Regions from separate parts of the Mus musculus genome. Here region 1 is linked to region 2. Evidence: chromatin loops called from intact Hi-C (ENCODE). Cell type or tissue: left cerebral cortex. All regions are shown on one strand. Each heading gives the region's core, and the rest is flanking DNA. Links, peaks and the distances in the headings are about the cores only. Region 1 holds the start of Gm35018 (a long non-coding RNA gene). Region 2 has its middle 570 kb from the start of Gm46517.

Region 1 (10,219 bases), core at 1,201-9,200, 770 kb after region 2:
AGTGCAGATGATACTTAGAGCAATGGTTTCTGTGGATAATCTCAAGCAACATATTATGCTATTATATAATATAAATGCATATTTTCAACATCATTTACCTAAAGAAATCATTTCATAGTCAATTTTTAAATTCTTTTACTATGGTCAGTGTTGGAAGCAGATTAACAACATTACTGAGTTTTTGTAGCTCTTTCAATACCAAACTAAAGACCCCACAAATGAAACAATGGGTTTGTAGACTAGGTAGTGCCACTGCCTGATTACAGTCAATCAAGATCACTAGGGAAAAATGTATGCTGGACTTTAAAGCATCACTGTAATTACATCTTTCAATATATCTAATACTGTTTGTCTGCAAATAGTTTAATAGAATCAGATTCAAAACCAGATAATACAGTTGAGTCATTCAAACTGTTAGCAAACAGAAGTCGCCAGAGAAGCAATTCAATCAATGGAGACATTTTCTAATTAGCATATTAATGATTTGTGAGTGAAAGGTGATTTCCAAGTGCTCTAGGGAACTTGAAGACCTTGTAATTCTTCTTCTCGCTCCACACAACCAATGAAACATGTTTATATTATTAATGTTTGACAGTTGAAGGGAAAGGCTTTGCTAATCAATGGAAAACATCAACTCAGCTTTTGGATTAATCATTGCATGTTGGAAGTTGGTAGAACCTGAATTGATGTGTCCAACTTTCTAAGTGGCAAAGTGTGAGTAAAACCTGGGCTTGACTAAGGATTCTTATGAAGATTGAAATTTATATCATCTTCTATGCAAATACAGTCTCCACATATACAGTTACTAAAGCAGGCTGGGGGCCTGCCCCTTTATACATAAACACCTCAATTAGATTTTGCATATCACTAAAATAAAGTTTCCACAAGACAAACTCTTTGTCTGGATTAAGCGCTGTCACAAACCATCTTTCAGAGCTTACAACAATTGCCTTTAAGAAACATCAAATTTGCTCCCAAAAGAAAACTCCAAAGTAGAGTCAGAGTCTTCTTAAACCACCATTAGACTGTAATTAGACAGTTCAATTTGAGTTTTTATAGAGTTGTTTGTGAGTCTAGCAGTTAGACACATAACTGATTTGCTCTTGATGCCAACAGGCATAAAAGAAGGGGTAAGGAGGAACACACAAGGGAGGGCTCTCCCCCTCCCACTATCTTCTGGTTCTTGGACCCCGTGCCTGCTATTTTAAAATCCAGTATGTGTGTGCAGCCTGAGCTCTTTGTCCTGCCAGCTGACTTAGGAAGCCTACAGCGTGAGCCGCTTGCCACAGGCACCTCTGTACCTCTCGGAGCTCCACTGTTCAGGAATGCCAGGCCTCCCCCATTCCTCAAAGTTCTGATGCTCCTCAGCACTTCCTCAGCCCCTGACCTTCAACGCCTTGAACCCTGGGGTCCAGGCTGCTGTTGTTACTGTCGTGCCTTACAGACACGTGCTTGGAGTGTGTTGATTCCACACACACACACACACCCCATAATGTTGGATGAAGCAAAATCTAAAACATAAATAATATTTATTCTAGCTACATAAAATTCTTACTTAACACTACAGGAGGATCGTCTCAGCACGCTAACTGCCAAAACCATTTGTACAAAGCTAAAACGACTACGTTGAAGCTGGCACTGTTATTTTTTTTAACACCTGAATAAAGTAAAGATTTATTCTTTATCTCATCATTGTAAGATGGACAGGAAGAAAAATACACAGGTTCTGTGAGTGCTTTGCTTTTCGTCTGTGTTCCTGTCCTTGGTGTGAGCAGTGGTCACAGGGATAAGGGTTTGTCTTCTCTAGAACTGCCAGAGAGGAAGGCCACACAAAGGTGAGCAATTAGCAAATGAATCCACCCTGCGTCTAAAGTCTTCCTATTCTTGAAAGAACTCTGACTCAGAGATGCTTTCCTGACCGTCGTCAGCCCCGCCCAGTGTGCTATATTTGGATCTGTGATTGCACCTCAAATACTAATAACGAGAATACTAATATCTAGTACTTACTTAGCAATGCACTTGTAAGTGTCAGGCATCACTTTGGGTTCTTTGCATGAAATGCAAACTCATTTACTCCTCAAAATGCCCCGCTCTGAGGTAGATACTAAAATAACCACGCCAACAAAAGAAACACCCGAGGTCAAATGGAATTAGGTAGCTTTTCCAAATTCATAGAGATTGCCGAGAAATACATCCTTCTAAAACATTAGCATCAAATATGCGCAGATCGATGTCATTCTGTTTTACAGATTGAGGCTTTTTTTTTTTCATTAGGTCTCAGCCTGTCAGATTGATACAGGAACTGGGTTGTAGCTAAACTAACATTACAGTGAACACTGGAAACTCTGCTTAAATTTGCATCGCTTTAAAAGCTCATTACCAACTAAGAAGAAAAAAAAATGAAATACTTGACATTTTGGTATCTGTGGTATTAAAAAAGAACTAATATTTAATATTCAAGTGGCAACAGCTTGTAGAGTTTGCATACAACGCCCACAGGGATCGATTCTTCTTTAAAATGGCCTTTAGGAGCCAGGCTTTTCAGCAGCTGACACCGCCATTCTCCACATCCCTCTCTCCTGCCAGCACCGTGGGGCCCACACAGAGTGGAGCAGCAGACTTGTAATTCTTCACTGCAGGATTTGTCTCTGCAAATAATGGTGAATGTGGGAAATTAGGGGAAATGTAATTTTCACTGAATCAACCTCAGTGTAATCTCTATTTCTAAAAATGAATAAGTGTCACTGGAGCGCTTTCTCCACATGCGCGCTCGGGCCCCTCACGGCTCCAACCCACAGGAGAAGGAAGAGTCAGCCCACGTCCAGACTGGGCCGAGGAGCCACAAGTGTGCTGTTGCCTGGCATTTTTCTAACCTGACTAATAAGTATCAGTCCAAGCTCAGTCCCCTGCGGACCTCCCGCCTCCCCAGCCTGCTGTCAGGAAGATGTGTAAGAATTGAATCAAGGTTTGAAGATGCTGAATATGATGGAATAGTTCAATGTTTTCAGTACCATGTTACATGTCTCTAATTACTCACTGGTGGGGTTAAAGAAAACCAAAAAGTTAAAATCCTTCTCACCTGTGCATTTGTGGGATCGAATGATAGGAACCAAGTGGGTCTGTCTTTTATGATTCAGGGAAACAAAAATACTGAACAGAGTGCCTAAGGCGTGCGCATCCCTGTGGCTTAAGGAGGATGTTCTGGCCCGATTCACGTGGTGTTCTCATGCCAAAGCTCTTGTGTTTATGGGTGCGCTATTCAAGAACATATTCAAATAGCATGATCAATATGTCATTTGTTAGATCCACTGTATTCTTTTTTTTTTCTGGGAAACTTAGGCCAGCTATGGTGGGACAGGACTGTGATGCCAACGCCCTTTGGAATCTGAGGCAGGGGGAAAGCATAGGGAAGCAATATGGCGTTAAGGCCTTAATTGTGTAAGCCATTGAATCAAATGGCCATCTTTACCAAGAGTCCCAGGGATTAAAAAAAATTAGGTTGGTTTCTTGAAAATTAATATTTGCCACAAAAATAATTACTCATATTGTTTAATCGCTGACTTTTAAGCCCACAATCAGTGGTCCTCACTGTGATACCGGGGTCTGCTTAATGCATTTGTGAAAATCAGAAACAACTTGGCCATCATTGTCGATGACACAAGTGAAATTTAGAGATACAAGTCAAGGATTTCCTAGGGAAATTGGAATACCGCTTATTTAACTCTTACATGTTTATTCCGCATGATCGAGAAGATGATCTATCCCTTTGGTTTCTAATGAGGGCATTCGCTAAATAGATCACAAACAGAAGTAAATTGATACATAGAAAGTACCTGATAGGCAGTCACAACAGAAAGGGGGAAAAGTGTCATCGAATCAGGAACTCACAACCTCGGCTCCAGTCCCCAACTGAGCTTTCCACAGACAAGCTTCTCCTGGTTGAACTTCCAGCTTCCTGTTTCCACAGGAGACATTTACCTGGCGTGGGAAAGACGATAGTCACCTCAGGCGGAAAGCAGGCATACCTCTTAGCTACTCTGTAGGACACAATGCTCATGGCCTGCTTTCTGGTATCTTTCCTCCCTGTCAGAGTTCAGGAGACCACCCATCCCCAGACAAGGGGTCTTTGGGTGACATTCTGAGACAAGTGACTTTCTAGAGCCAGTTTCTCAGTGAACTGACACAGTGCATTTATGCATATATACATTTATAGTATGGCGTAAATAGTTCTCATGGAGGGGTGTGATCAAAGTTTGCAAAGTTTAGATTAAAGACAAGCCTACCGTCACCACTGTTATACATACACACACACACACACACACACACACACACACACACACACACACACATCACTTCAGAAACTTCCCTCCGCAAATCTTCATTTGGAAGAAAGGCATACAGTGTTTTCCAACCTTATTTGACCCAGCTGATCCATCATCACACATCTCCTCAGCCAAGAGTCTGCAGAACAAGTTCTGCCTCGCCTCCTGCCTGGTGCATCCCAGGTGCTCAAAAATCTTCCAGTGAAATTTCCAAATGATCCACTTGCAATTGAATTTAAATTGTCTATGGTATTCTTTGCCTTGGACTTGTTCATGGAGATATAAATATGCAAATGGAATCAGAAACACAAACTCGTTTCCTCTAACCAGATCTCGGCCCACATATTCCAAAGCAAACGAGTAGTGAAATTATCCATCCTGGCGCGTTGAACTCTAGCAGAGCGATTACTTAACGTCGGATTTGCAAGAGATATAAAAGGAAAACCAGAAAGAGCAGTTCCCGCTGGGTACGCGCCTCCCATTCTGCGCATCCCCTTCTGTGTACCTAAAAGACGATTGCCCTCATTTCAAAATTGATAGCCAACTTTTTTTGTTGTTATTTTGCCATTCAAGTTTCTACATTCTTGCTCCTGCCTATTTGCTCTAACACTGAATTTTAAGCATCTCTAAAAGTGCTTGATATGTTATTATTCTTTCCAGGTACCCTCTGAAAGCCAAGCAAAGAACATTAAGGAAGGAAGGAGGAATGAGCCTGGATTTGGTGCAGTGAAAAGAGGCGTATTAAGAAAAGGGGAGCTCACACCCAGACTCGACTGCCTGCCTTGCCAGCATCATGAGAACTTACCGGTACTTCTTGCTGCTCTTTTGGGTCGGCCAGCCCTACCCAACTTTCTCAAACCCATTATCTAAAAGGACTAGTGGCTTCCCAGCAAAGAGGAAAGCCCTGGAGCTCTCTGCAAACAGCAGGAATGAGCTGAGCCGTTCGAAAAGGAGTTGGATGTGGAATCAGTTCTTCCTCCTGGAGGAATACACGGGATCCGATTATCAGTACGTGGGCAAGGTAGGCCTCCTTTGGGTGTTTCGACAGTCTAGGCTTAAAAGCCTGAAGAAGTTACTGCTAAGAAATAGACAGGGAGAATGTGAGCTATTCCCCAATACAGTATGAATTGTTGCTTATCTGGTGAGACTTTTTTTTTCCTCTTCTCGCTTGAGTAGTTGCGGGATGAAAGTGTAGCAAGAAGCTGAGAAATGTTTGTAGTGTAACAGAGAGAGAATGCTCTGGTGGAAAAACGAACCGCCCACAACCATCCACGGAGGATTATCATAAATCCTTTAATTTTTTTTTTTACTTTAGCTGGAAAAATGGGGTCCAGCCAGCCTGTAAAGTGGGGTCTATTAAAAATAGAATGACTGTGCTGTGAGAGGAACAAGTCCTTTTCTCATTTTGAAAGCAAACATCCTGAGCCTGAGTCACATTAACTATTTCTTAGCTTTGCTTCTCCCAGCACCCTTGGCTCTCAGAGCAGACAATGCCTTTTCTTGGCAAAACTCAACCCCGGAGGTTAAATGGGGTAGTTACTGTTGCTGCAAGTGGTAGTGGTTAGTCTTATCCCAGATAATTGGCAAGAAGCAAGCATTTTAAATTCTTAGATTTAACTGTAGCAAGGTTGATGAAAGATTCATGTTACACAAAGGTGCTATTTCTAGATAGCATCTGACCATTTTATTGACTAGAAAGTAGAGTGTGAGGCTCTCGTTCATCCTTCACCTGTCATGACGAATGTCACCTAATTGTATCATCAGCTATCGTGCTGAAGAAAAATTTGACCTGGGCCATAATGTACAAGACAAACCAGGGGTGCCTGTTCATAGCTTGTTGAGTCTGGATTTCATTAAATGGTGTGGACAAGAAAAATAATTTTCACGCGCCTCTTAAATTGAGAATGAACATAAAAAAGATAGATGACAAAATGCCTCTTCCTATGATTGATTTTAAAATACCTTCATCAGGAGATCAGGCAAATAGCATAAATTTTGCAGATTCCTAAGGCTGCATGTTCACATTTCAATCTGTGATCAAATATCCCTGAGTAACTCTGTGCAAACATTCCCCTTACGTATTTACCACTATAAATGAAGGAGGCTTAGGTTGAGACAGCCAGGCAGTGTTCCAGGGAGGTGAATTATTAATGTGGAATAAAGTAAAAGAGGAAATATCCAGAGAGCTGAGGACAGTGACACTGATGCCCAAAGATCTTGTAACCAACTTGCTTTGCAACTCACACCTGGCGGGGCCGATAGAACACAGGCTTCCCTTGTGTGCGCCTCACTTCCTCTGTGCAACTTGTCGCTACAGTGTTAATGGAGTAATAGTTTTTTTTCTTTTAATCTTTAAAGCACTTTTACAATGCAAATAGCATTATTACCATAGAAGATTAAGCTTTAAAAAGCTCTTTGTCAAAATGATTGAAACCCCCTCCCCCGCTTGGTTTTCCTTCCTAAATTGTGGTACCTTTAATGCCAATAATACCACAGACTCTTAACGTCCAGGCTTCAGCTTAACACTTATAATGGTGATAGGGGAAGTAGCCATGGGGATACGATGCAAGCTATGGACAGGTCCAAAACTGCCTCCCTAAACTGCCAGTTGCCAGGATTGGTAAGAAACCTTCCAGGCTTTTGGCTTCTCCAGGTGGGAAGTTGAGCCTCAATCTCCTGCCCCCGGAGTCCTCCGGAAGCAGAGTCACGTGGAAGCACCAGTGAGATGGGCACCATTGGCCAATCCGCTTGAAATCTCTAAAACTGTTGAAAAACTCATTGTACATGCTCCACCAAGTCTATGCATAATGAAGTGGGATATTGAGTCTTCTAACCCTGCAGAAGCAAACTACGGTCATCAGCAAATCTCAGTGACTAAAATATATGGCAATTAATAGCGGAGTCGGTCCCCAGCCACGGCTTTCCCCACGCTGATTGTATCTGGATAGTCTACTGGCAATTCCGTACAGTTCCCTTCCTCACCCTCACAGTCCTCTGCTTTGTCCTGTTGCCCTCCTCCTCTCTGAGGTCAAAACACATTAGCAATGTTAGCTGGAGAAAAAAGACCGACAGTGAGAACTGGCGTTGTCCTCGCCCTGCACGGGCCACTCTAGGGGACATGAGGGTCGTTCTCGTAGTGTGGAGACGGCCGTTTCTCAAATCCATCTCTGCACAAGTGTGATACCAACAGACAACTATTATCCGAATTAAAAGCAGAAGAAAATAAGAAAAAAATTAGAAAAAGACGGAGGAAAAGCTGGGGTGGTGGCTGAGGGGTAGAATGCTTGCCTAACAAGTCAAGGCCCCAGGTTCAATCTTGCCCACCTTTTAAAAAAAATTATTTTTTCAAAAGAAAGACAAAAAAGGAGAAGCAGAGTGGGCCTTCACTGTGCCGACACGGGTGACAACTTTTAACTTTAACTAACTTGGAAGAGAAGACAGCTGACGAGATGACTCAGAGGAATTGTGTCTGGACTAGGGCAATGGTTCCAAAGTTCTTGAGGGCCACAGGGCTGTTTCTCAGGCCGGCCTTAGGCAAAAAGAAATACCTAGTGGTCTCATGTAGTAAACAGTTAGACTAAAATAACCCAGTAAGAAGTTCTCTTCTAAGAGCTCAATAACCCTTTGAAATGATAATACATGTAAATTAACAAAGACTGCTATTTTTATCTCATTCCTAATGGCCGTATCTTAGATGGCTTTGAACACCTTTTCAAACAGTCCGGGGCCCACTCCCCAGCGGCCCTGTCCACCCTGAAGTCTACCCTGTAGATGCTTCCCAGCCATTGAGGGGAAACCCAGGCACTGAGTATGACATCATCAAAAGGAACATAGCGCCACCTGCTGTAAAATCTGTGAACTGCCTTGAGCTAGGAATGGCAAATTGATGGGCAGATGTCAGGCGTTGCTGTGAGGCTCCTGCTAAGCTGCCTGAAGCACCCAGGGTACTGCTATGTAAGCATTGGGAGCCACGGACTCTAGTTAGGTTGGTGTGTGAATCCACACAGAGGCTGTAAGTTAACTTTTAGTAGTGTGGCCAGTGCTCCAAGTAGTAATTACTCAGAGCCTAGCACCATTTTACCTAAAATTAAAGAGATGGATCTGATCTACACATGGAAGGACAGAAGCGCTCACAAAGTTAAATCATGGAGCTGAATGAACAAATGGGACTTACAGGAAAACACTCCACAGATAGACAAGCCGTGTGCTTTTGTTCGTGTTGGTCTCTTCAAAGTAAATCTAAGGGAGAGTTGGGGGAGGAAGGAAAACGTGAGGGCAAACGTAGAGAGTGAAGGGAGAAGGGGTCACACAAGGTCACAAGAGCCAGCAAGGAAAGTGGGCAGGGCTGGGACAGTCATGAAGGGAGAAGTATGATCCGCACTGGGACATGAGGGAGCAGCAGCAGCTCTTGTCCTCACATTCGTCAGCCTCTTCCACTGTGTTGTGTCCCTGAGGAGATTAGCATAGATATAAGAACAAGCCAGAGCTGGGGTACACTCATGGAAAAGCTTAAAATCACAGTAGCAAATAAAGCTAGCAGGATGCGAAGGAATGGCCCTAGACGCTATAACAGTGTGAGCTTCAAATAGAAACATAGATAGTGGTTCAAGTAAGACTGTTGGTGGGGGGCAACAAATTTGAGGTGTTTCAGCAAAGAAGCATTCATAAGACCTTGTTGGAAAGTCACACTCTTGGTTCTTAACCTTCCTAATGCTACAACCCCTGTGAAAGTGTCATTTGACACACACCCCCAGGGGGTGACGACCCACAGCTTGAGGGCCACTGTACTTACTGAATCCAAATCTTCAGTTCAAGGAGATCCCCAGGTGAGCAGTTTACAGATTAAAAGTTTGAGAATTGCTACTTTTAAAAGTACCTGACCTGGGTCTCACCTCTGTGGAGATTCGGATTAAGTTGGTTTTTAATTAAGTACTAATGATTCTGACACTGTTGTCAGTTTCCAGAACCAGAGCCCATGACTGTCAGTCACGATAGCAAAACCATCAAGTTCAGTGGTCAAGTGACATCCACAAAGAATTATGGGAAAATAAGGGAGTGGGGGCAGCCGGGCTTTAAGGTTCCGCAGAACCCCCTAGAGACGGTGATGGTGTCTGAACTCCATCTTCAAGGCAGAGTGAGTGTTGGCCATCAGTGCAAAGGGAGAATCGCCCAGTCCTCCAAGGTAATTGCCTGCAGACACGAAAAAGGCAAAAGTCACAAACCCAAGAGTCCAAACTTTAGAGATTTGACAACCAAGAGAGTCAAAGTGGCACTCGTGACCCAGAAAACCCAAAGTACTTGTTTCCTGTTAGCAGATGAACAGGGAGCGTTTGCCTTTATTCAGCCTCCACTTGTGCGATGTCTGACTTATGTAAAATTAATAGGAAATGGGGAAGAAAGCATTTCTATCTTCCTTCCCAGAAACCCCCATACCCCCAGGACCAGCTTCGTGGAATATAACATTTCCCTGTCCATAGCCTGTATCCATTTGCGACCATTTCATATCAGAAGGGAGTACAGAGCCATAGACAGAGGCCAGATTTTAAAGATGGGGGCACTCACTAGTCAAAGATGAAGGTTTGGGGATGTTTAGCTTAGTTTAGTTGAGTTGAGTTTTATTTTGTTTTGTTTCGCTTTTATATCTCAGAATTTGGTGCACCCTTCTATGCACCTCACATCATTTTACACAGCCCATGGCAAATCTCATCCACTTCATCTTCTGGGCTATTCTTTAGGCCCTCCCTCCACACAATGTCCACAAGAGACAGACTGCCAGAGTACAGCTCCTCTTGGTATCTATGGAATTTACTGTGCTGTACTGTAGAAGTATTTTCTGTTACCTTTTGGAAAATTAATGACAGTTTTCTTGGTGAAGGGAGAGGATGATCAACTGAGTA
Region 2 (10,219 bases), core at 1,341-9,340:
GTGACACATAATTTAGTTTCATGACTAGCTCTACCATGGTGACTATGAATCTAAGTATAATTATCATTGTGGCTTAGAATTCTTGCAAAGATTACAGGAAAATCAAAAGAGGATAAAGGAAATTTATTTGATACAATTAATAAAATTGATAATTACATAGCTAGTGACAAAAATAAGTTTTCATAAACTAATAATAGAAGTAATATTATACAATTAATTTTTAACCAACATCTTTAAAATTTTCTATAAAAATAATAAATTTCTCATAGGAGCAATTCTATGGTACAAAACACTTAATTTTTTGATCATATCTCTTTAAATACATAAAGTTTTTTTTTTTCCGACAGGTAGCACCTCTGAATTCAATATTCTTTACCAGCCTGTTTTTTTTTAATTTCTTATGATTAAGCCAAATATTAAGAAATTAAAAGACAATTTCAAGAAACAGTTGAATTACTTTTGATTTCATGTAGCTCATGAATAACAGAAAATAATCTTTCTTTTGATAGAATAAACCCAAGGAAACTAAAACAAAACTCTTTAAAAACCAGTATCACTGCTCTCTCATCATCACCCTCTCTGATGGAAATGAATATTTCCTTCAGAGCAAGTAAAATGGGAAGTTAACAAATCAACTAATGATTTAATAAACACAAGCAGTAAAATGAAAATTGGAAGCTCCTAAGTTCAATAAATGTGGAAACCTCTTTGACTGACTCAGAATAAATAGTCCCTGACTGTTTATGTTCCATGACACCACCTTCCTTTTTAAAGGAAGGGGTTATAGATTAATAAAGAATTTGGACAAATGGTTATAGGCAGAGTATGTCCTGAAAATTTTCAAAGTATTATCTCTGCCTGAACCTGAGAGAATAGAACCAGTCTATAGAGAGTGAGATGAAGCAAGAGCAGACAGTGCCAAACAGGTGAAGATGACATGGTAGCTATGAGGAGGTAATCACCAGACGGTAGTTTAGAATGATGACTAGTGTGCTCTGTTGAGGGGAGGCTGACATACATTTATGACTATAACAGGGAAAAGGCATCTACACAGAGGTGATGGAATATCATCTAGGAAAGGTGGTCAGGGAAGAGGTAATAAGTAAATGCACTGATCTTGGTAATGGAAAAAGCTTCTTCTACATTAGAAAGAGTCACAAATATGACTCACAAATGTGCCAAACTGGAAAAAAAAAAACTTCTGGGCAGTATTAAATATATATATATATATATATCAGTGTGATGTTGGGTTTTGATCATCAATTAGTAAACAAGTAAAAAAATAAAGTTGTTTCTTTGTGGCGATATTATGTATACAAAATTCTCACCCCCTCTGTCTACCTCTCTCTCTCCCTCCTTATATCCTCACTCCCTCCCTCCATCCCTATCTCACTCCTCTTTGTATCTTTCTATTCTTTATATGTCAAAAAGTTTTCCACTTCAAGCAGTGAATGCTAATGCTTGTACTTTTATTCTTATATTCCATGATTTTTTTAATCTGAGAAACTATAGTTTATCAAGGAAATGACTGAAATTGGTCATGATTATGGTGGCTTGAAAAATAGATTTTTGCTAAAAACAAACACTTGGTACACTACATGGGTCAACTGTTCATGAGAGCGATTGGTTGGGACCTCTTTTTTCTCTCAGAGACCTAAAACTCTGAAAAGGAATCTGCACACAGCAGTTTCAGTCAAATGCTTGAGAAGAGTGCTGTACGTTTTTTTTTTTAAATAGTAGGCGATCTTACTGCTGGTGGCCTGGAATAACAAGGAGCAATGCACCTTTAATCAGCTGTGCCTTAACAAGAGGTATCAGATGAGTAGGTGAAAGCTTCAAAGATGACACAGACCACTTTGTAGTTTAGAGCATGGCTTACTGTGACGGTACCTGGAGGGTCTGTGGAAGAAGCACCTAAATTATAGCTTTACTACGGCCACCTTTCAACTGCACCAATTAATGTCAATCTGAACACATATCTTAAAAGGAAAATGCATCTGGTTAAACAGGGGAGAGATGCCTGCTTATTTTGATTGCCTACACTGCCCTATGTCTATAATCATGAAAATGGAATATGCTCCAAATTTAGAGTATGAAAAACACAAGACAAGCTGTAAGCTACTAATATGCCTGAAAATGAGAGCTAAGAAAAATGAGATGTATTACACACTAAACCAAAGAATTGAACAGCATAATAAATAATGATAGTAACAGAAAACAATTCACTCATGATAACTGGAATCCACAAATCCTTATTGATATCAACAAAAATGAAAAAGCTTCAAGATAAAACATAGCATTTCCCTATAGTACAAAGGCAATGGAATTTTGTTAGAGAGAATGATAGTAAAAGCTTACACATTTGACAGAGACAGAGTAGATGATTTATGTGGGAATCATCAACTGATTGATGCCTACATTGGACAGTAACGATTTGAGAAAGAGTATAGTGGCCTAGTTTGCAGGATATTTTCCATGAAATCCTTATCAGTTATAAATAATAAAATATCCTTCTGGTCTACAAAGGTCACACTTACTGAAATGGTTAGGCAATTGATGTTGTCATGGTCACTGGAGGATTACTCTGTGTACCACTGCTGTGACACACAGATGCTAAAAGAACATCATTTCTGTTGATGGCCTTCTGTTAGGCATTGAGAAGGATGCCAAAGAACTAAGTTTTTACTTACAAGTAAAGATCATGACAAAGGTAGGCATCTTTAATCTACATGATAGAAGGTAGCAGTAGCATGGAAAATAGCTATCTATAAACTTAGAACCAGGAAGGGAGAAAAGTAGTCTATGTGAAAACAAACAAAACTGAGTAGAAATGTAAGAGATACCTGGAACAGTGTGCAGTATGAGGACTCACTTACTCAGGGAGGTGAGGTTTGCAATCCCAGTCTAGCATGCTCCACACTATTCAGATATTATCACTAAAGCCCAGCATCATAGGAAGTCTATGGTGCCTTTGATGTTGGTGACAGAATTAAAAGCAATTTAGAATAGATACGTACTTCTCCTGAAAACAAAATAACTGGCATGTTAGTATCCAATGGACACAGCAGAGAGTATTTGCCTGCCATAGGCTTTGCTGTCATCTTTAACCCCTCGACTCTGAGGTCAAAACCATGACTGGTTTTATCACATCGATGTAACTCCAATTTGCAAAGTACATTAATTATCATGAAAGACAAAGCTCATCTTTGACATGACCAGATTAACTATTATGCTTGGACTCAGTTATAATTAAGAGCTTACGGCTGAAATGGACAGAGTTTTATATGCATACAGATAAAGAATGGGACTATGATCACACTGCCAAAACTAATGCCATAATCTTGCAGATACCTAGGGATAATAGCTTCCTTTGAAACAAAACACCACAGTGGAATACCAAAGTAAATAAACCAATAAGGACAGAACCGCACAAGTTATGGAAAATAAGTGGGCATGGAGCATCTGGGAGAAAGCCCGTGTGGAGGCTGAATCTAACAGCCTTATGAGAGCAGGCAAGTTATGAATCAATGAACATGTCTTCCATTTCTCCAAAGGCAATAGTGCTCAGGACACGATTCGAACCAGAAGTGACCAGTCAACATGTGCACTACACTAGGTATTACTCTATTGTCTTCAAATCAGTCCACTAAGCTGAGTGGATTTACCTGACTGAATCAAACATTGCACATCACTATCTCAAAGCAAATGAAAGGAGAGATTTTAACTTTAGAGCAATGTAGTGTCCCTTACCAATGAGAGACTCATCCTGCCCGATCACACTCTTTTCATCAAATGTCCCATCACAGGGCAGCAACAGAAGCCGTTTGTGGTTGTTCAGTACTTGCTGGAGAGCCTGTGTACTTCAGATGATAGTCTTACATGTTATGGAAATGGTAACAAAACCACAAAAACATAGAACAAAGAGTTATTACTATCTTACCAAATTACGGTTTGAATTTGAACCTAGTTTTAGAATCCAAAGACAGAGAAAATGCAAATTTGTTCAGCTTCATTCAGTCTATTCTTTCTCCCAAATGAAATTATATTCACTTCTATAAGTATTGTCTCTCTTGTATGCAGTGTTTTAAAGAAAGAGGATGGCTTTCCTGCTTGTGAATATTGAAAACGTTCATTTTGGGGGGCATTTTTGAGATCCCTCAGTATATTCAGCATCACTTAATGAGATTCTCAATTCCCAGAAACTCTCAGACAGATGTTTACAAGATGACTTTCATTGTTTCAAGGAATAAAAATAAGTAAACAAACTACTTGCACTACTCTATCATCGAAAGTTAAAATATAGTTCAAGGAAAATGTTTTGCTCTGAGCTGGAAATACACTAAGAATCATTGATAGAACAAGAGAGAACAATACAACATAAACTGTAAAGTTCATGTTCTCCTCTAAAATTGATTGGTGATGTCTAAAGAGGCTATTAGAATCCTGGAAAAGGCAGATTTGAGTGAATCCTCACTTTTCAATTTGAGATGTCCGCTGTGACAAAAATTATACAATAACAACAACAAACTCTTTAAAATATAAGATTATTTCAGTGCTTTAAAAAAGACTTCAGGAAAGAACAACGAATTTACAAGGCCTTTTCCTATTTCCTTGCTGAAAATATAACTTATTTAGAATCCACCTTCCATTTCACACTTTAAAATAATCTTTGTATTCTAAAAAATCATTTTTCCAAAAGGAATGAAGGTTTGCCTCAAATGTATTTCAAGTGTATAATGAATAGCATATATTATGAATTTGCAATTATGAAGAACTCAATATATAAAACAATTTTGTATATAAAAACTATTGGCTGCTTCCGGAAGTCCAAGAATTAATTTCAAGAAATGTTAAAACCCAGTGTCATTCTTAAGTAAATTCCTAAGTGCCGCCTGACCTCATACTATATACAAAAGTTAACATAAATACATAAAAATACATAATACATAAAAACCCTGAGTGAAAGAGCTAAAACTAGGAGGTCTGCAGTAGTTTATAGGTTTGACAATGCACTCAACCACAAATATACATCTTAGATTTCATAAAACTCAACTTGTGCGTCAAACAGCATTATCAAGTCACCATGTACATTGATGGAACACAATAAATTCATTGAATATGAACCCATGAATTTATGTTCACATAATGTCTGTATCTTAAAACTGTTGACATCTGACACATGTTAGTGCAATACTGTATATTTCCATACTGATAATAGCATGCAATATCCTATTTCACCTCTGGAAAACACTCTCTTCAACCACTAGTGGTCACTATTGTACTTCATGTTGGTATTTTATACATCTTAATTTTGTGTGTGTGTGTGTGTGTGTGTGTGTGTGTGTGTGTATTTGTAGGTGTGAGGGGGGTGTTGGAGGGACAAGTTGTAAAGCTTAATTGTCTCTTGCTGCTTGGGGAAATCAAACTTGGGTCCTCAGACTTGTCAGCAAGTTTCATTTTAAGCCATATCTTCTCAGATATCTCCTGTTCAGTTCACAAATATGAGAGAAGACATTGTTCTATCTTTCTGTGTTGACTTATTTTACATAATGCAGTGTCCGCCAATCTCACAAATTTTGCTTCAAAGACCAGAATTCCATTCTTTTTTATGGACAAATTCACTTTACTATATATGCAAACTGAAGTTTCTTTACCTATCTATCCATCATCTGTTGGTGGCCACCTGGATTGGTTCTAGAACTTACTATGAATCATGCCACAGGAAACAAAAGCATGAAGAATTTGCTTAGCATGCTGGTATCACTCCCTTTATAGCTAACTAATTTTTGACAGGAGTCCTAATAACATGCACTAGAGAAAAGAGAGTGTTTTCAGTGCTGAGATAATTGGATATCCATATACCCAAGCGTGAATTAGAACTTTATCTCTTGATAATGGTAAAAGCTTTTGAATATGGATAGAAAACTAAAATTTAAGACCAAAACATATCATATCATTGGAAGCAAAAGCCTAGAATATGACCAGACATTGGAATGGACACAGATTTTGTTTTGTGACATGGTCCACCAAACAAAGTGTACAAAAACAAAAACAGTGGGACCATCTCATCATAAAAAGCTATGCACCAGAGTGGAAAGGCAAGCTACAGAACTGGAGAGAATGCATACAAAATGTCCATCTAATAAAGAGTGATTGTCAAAATGAAATATGAAAAAGCTTAGGACATGTAGAGGTGACTCAGCAGTTAAAAGCACCTGCTGTTCTTGCAGAGAATCTAAGTTTAGCGCCAAGCACCCACAGTAGGTAGACTGTCTCTAAGTCCAATTCAAGTGAATGCTGACTCTCTTTGCCCCCTATGGGCACTTGGAACACAAACACTCTGGCACATATGCACAAAATAAAGTGTATTTTTTATTGTCTTATTTATTTACATTCCAAATATTGTACCCCAAATTACAACAAACTAAAAAGAAAACCAAACAAACAAAAACCCCTAAAAATACTATGAAGAATGGTGGCATTCATCTATAATCTCAGTGTTGAGGAAGCTGGAGCAGGAAGCTGGACCATAGGGTTGAGTCCAAGTTGGGCTATACAGTTAATTCAAGGACAGCCACTGTCACACAGTGAGAGCCTATCTCAAGGATCTGAAAACAAAAGCAAATGAACTATTCAAGTCATCGTTTTAAGTATAAATATAAGTAACATTATGCAGACTAAGCAGGTTGTAATTATATATTTAAGTATGTATGTATGTATGTATGTATGTGTATATATATATGTGCATATAATATACATATGCACATATACCTTTAAGTATGTAACAACAGTTAATGAAAAAAGAAGCCATGAATTTAAAAATGAATAGGAAGTATATAGGGGGGTTGGAGGTAAGAAAAAGTGTGGTGATAATTAAGTATATAATAATCTCAAAATTTGAAATAATTAATAAAAATGTATCAGATATGAATAAATATTTCTCAATGAAGACATAAAAGTTGCCTAGTATATGAAAAAAACTTAAGAACACTAAATAGAGAAATACAAACTAACACCACAATGGGCTTTCACTTCACCCAAGTAGAAATGCTTTTTTTGCCAAAAGAGCAAAAGATGGTATGTGCTGGCAAGTGAGTCAAGACAGGGAACCCTGACCACTGTTAGCTGAATGCCAATTAGCACAGTACTAAGGATCACAGTTAAGGGAGCCCTCAAAATATTAAAAGTAGACCTAGTAATTCTAACCTGCATATATACTAAAAACAATAAATTATTATATAATCTTCATGTTCACTACAGTTATCAAAAGAAATATGTATTTCATATAGAAGAGGCAATTTGTTACACTTAAATTCAAAATATAAGAAAGCAGATCTAAACACCCTGCTTTAGTTTTAAGTTGATAGACATGATAGAGAGAGCAGGAAAGGTGAATGGATGAACACTGAGACATATTTTAATAAAAGTGAGAGGTTTAGCATGCTACTGCACAGAGCATAAACATGGATAAAAGCTTTTCTGTCCATTCTTAAAACGCCTAGAGAAAAGCAGTGAGGACATGTCACATGGAAGACCATTGATACACACAGATTTTGTTTATACTAATAATTAAAATAAGATTGATTTCTTTAAAAAAAAGTGAAGACACTGAAAAACATGAAAAACTATTTTGAAACTACAAACTGATAAAGGTTTGTTCATCAAAATATAGAAAAAAATCCAAAAACCAGCAACAGATACCAAACTGCACATAATCCAATTAATTGAGAATTTAGGTAGACATCCTTTGGAAGAATATTAATCAATTAACAAAACAACATGAGAAAGTGTTCAGTATTATTATTCATTAAGAAACTGCATATAGAAACCACAAAGAGATACTTCATACCAAATGGAATAGGAACAGTTTCTTCTTTGGCCTCATGCTAAGAAACTGTTTTGCCTCTGAGTTCACTGACAGACAATAACATTTTTAAGCCTGAATGCAGTAAGTGGTAAGATTGAAAACTTTGTTTATTGGTGAAGGAAATATAAATTGACTCTGCCATTATGAAAAAAACATGGTTTATATTTCCTCAAAACATGTACACATGGAGCTATTGTGAGATCCCACACTAACCCTATACATACACCCAAAAAATAGAAAATAAGGAATATGAACAGAAACACAGAAATAATTATATCAGCATTTTTGTAATAACAAAAAATGAGTAGAAATTTTATTTCCAAGTTTGAAAAAAATCCAGAAATACTACTCATTCCTTAAAAGTATATATGGCTATAGGCTAACATTGATGAACCTCTAAGACAGTATTAAGAGTAAGAAGTTCAAAGAGACAAAAAGTCATGACTGGAATGATTCCATTTACACGATCCACCCAACAATGATCACCAAAGGTCAGTGATTGCTAGAATCTAAAGGAGTGCCCTGATTCAAATATCTCTGCACTGTTAAAATTCAAATCCTGAGATCCTAACACTCAAAGGAATAGTATTAAGAAGACCTCTGTGAAGTAATTAGATAATGAGTAGAAGCCCACATAAATGAAGTTAGCAACTGCATGAAAAAGACTCAAGGAATAAATAATTAGCCTTTTTCCCAGGGGAGGACATAACCAAGCAGGATTTGTGAGGTATGAGCAACTTGCCCGGGCACAATGTATGTACAGGAACCTCAGTTCTACAATGTAGGAAATGGAGTTCATTGCATATAAGACACCCAGTTGGTATTACAAGGATCCAAAGCAACAGAGACATTTTGGGACTAATCAATGGAGTGTCCTTTATTGCGGTATTGAAAATATATTAGAATGGAGATAATGGTTGTACCCAGTTTTGGGTAGTTTTAATACCACTTAATTTTACAATTTAAAATGGTTAATTTCATGTTATATCCATTGTATCTCAGTAAAGATTGCTCCTTCAAAAAATTCAATACTTTTAAAAGTAAGTATTTCAGCGTCAGTTTTTCTCTAGGAGACTATGTGATGACATCCCATTCCAGTGACATCAGTCATCAGGAGAGTTTGAGCTTCCCAGAAGCAGAGATGCAAGACAAAAGGGGTGCTGTGTTTGGGAATGTTTAGCTTTTTTATTCCATGAAAATAAAGGAACATGCCCTAAAGGCTACAGGCAGTTCAGAGGTCTGATGTCAGGAAGAAAGATAGAGTCAAGCTGTGTACTATTCCACATGAAAGCAGAACCCGAGAGCATCTCTTCCCACTGAGTAAAGACAACACCTGGTTAGTTAATCTCCCCAAATATATATGCTCTACCAAACAAAAAAGTCCACAAGTAATAATTACTTCAGTGAAACTGTACTATTAAAAGGAACAACTAAAAGAACATATTTGTGTGTATTTTCCTACTGTTTTGTCTTAATGATACTATTACTAACTTATTTAAATAATAGCATGCATGACACAAAGTAGACATCACACAATACTTACATTCAATGAGCAAATCTTTTACACCTACTCAGGTTAATATAACATCATAAGCACGTACTCACTGAATATATAGCATACAGAATTTTGATTTTAAAGTGGTGATTGCCCTGCCTAGAGGCACATATCAAATTTGAGTAAAATATCCTAGTTTGGGATAAGTTACATTCAGGCATGAAGAGGCAGCATACTTCAAGTAATGGAACTTAGGCTAATGGCAATAGATACCAATGTGACATAGAAATTGACTTAGTTAAATAAACGTATCCAATTAAACATTTTAGTGTATTTAAATTGTACCTCAATTAAAAAGTTTAAATTATGCTTGTCACTATAGATGTTGAGTTTATAAGGCCCAAATATTGTAATTCTATATTCATTTATATTAGTCATAGGAAATGTGTATCTAAAAGATCGTGCATTAAAAGGCTTTACTGTATTTTTCATAAATATCCAGAACGTTTGTGCATCAATGAAAGCATGACATTAGCTCCACTAATGCAAGAAAGAATGACATCATGAACAGGGGAATATAATACAGAGCCTGTGAGGGTCAGAGGCCAAGAAGCCATCCATAATTTGAAAGAGTTGAAGAAATCATAAAACATATGAGCACCGAGTAAGTGTCCGTACCCACTGTGTGCTACTAGATTAAATACATTTCTGTATCCCATGTATTCTCCAGAAACAAACACAACCAGAGTCTGTGATCCTGCCAAGCTTTTTTTCTTTTTAAATTCCATGAGTAAGTAACACATGTGATTATTATTATCAATAGAGAATGCTCCTCTCCAAAAGAAGAGCAGTGCTTT

Evidence for each region. A loop is a pair of places that touch in the nucleus more often than their neighbours do. Peaks named below come from ENCODE experiments on the same cell type or tissue, not always from the same donor. Only the 100,000 strongest peaks of a DNase experiment are listed, where the experiment ranks them.
Region 1: it touches region 2 in a loop (2.6-fold over the local background); 4 of 42 quality-filtered maps call a loop at or near these places.

Annotation. Positions count from the first base shown.
Region 1 is chr15:13,086,774-13,096,992 of GRCm38, reverse strand. It overlaps Cdh6 (cadherin 6), which reads left to right. Exons shown (of 12, transcript NM_007666.4): 2 at 4,983-5,343. The coding sequence starts at 5,116. Gm35018 (a long non-coding RNA gene) reads right to left here and starts at 4,878. Exons shown (of 3, transcript XR_003951640.1): 1 at 4,413-4,878; 2 at 3,834-3,978; 3 at 2,425-2,648. In left cerebral cortex, for the core only: a CTCF peak has its summit at 8,187 (motif pointing left); DNase peaks (open chromatin) are centred at 5,135, 5,281, 5,495, 8,159 and 2 more places; H3K4me3 peaks cover 350 bases.
Region 2 is chr15:13,854,422-13,864,640 of GRCm38, reverse strand. No RefSeq gene overlaps it. Among named protein-coding and RNA genes, the nearest start is that of Gm46517, 570 kb to the right of the region's middle. In left cerebral cortex, for the core only: a CTCF peak has its summit at 5,246; a DNase peak (open chromatin) is centred at 5,360.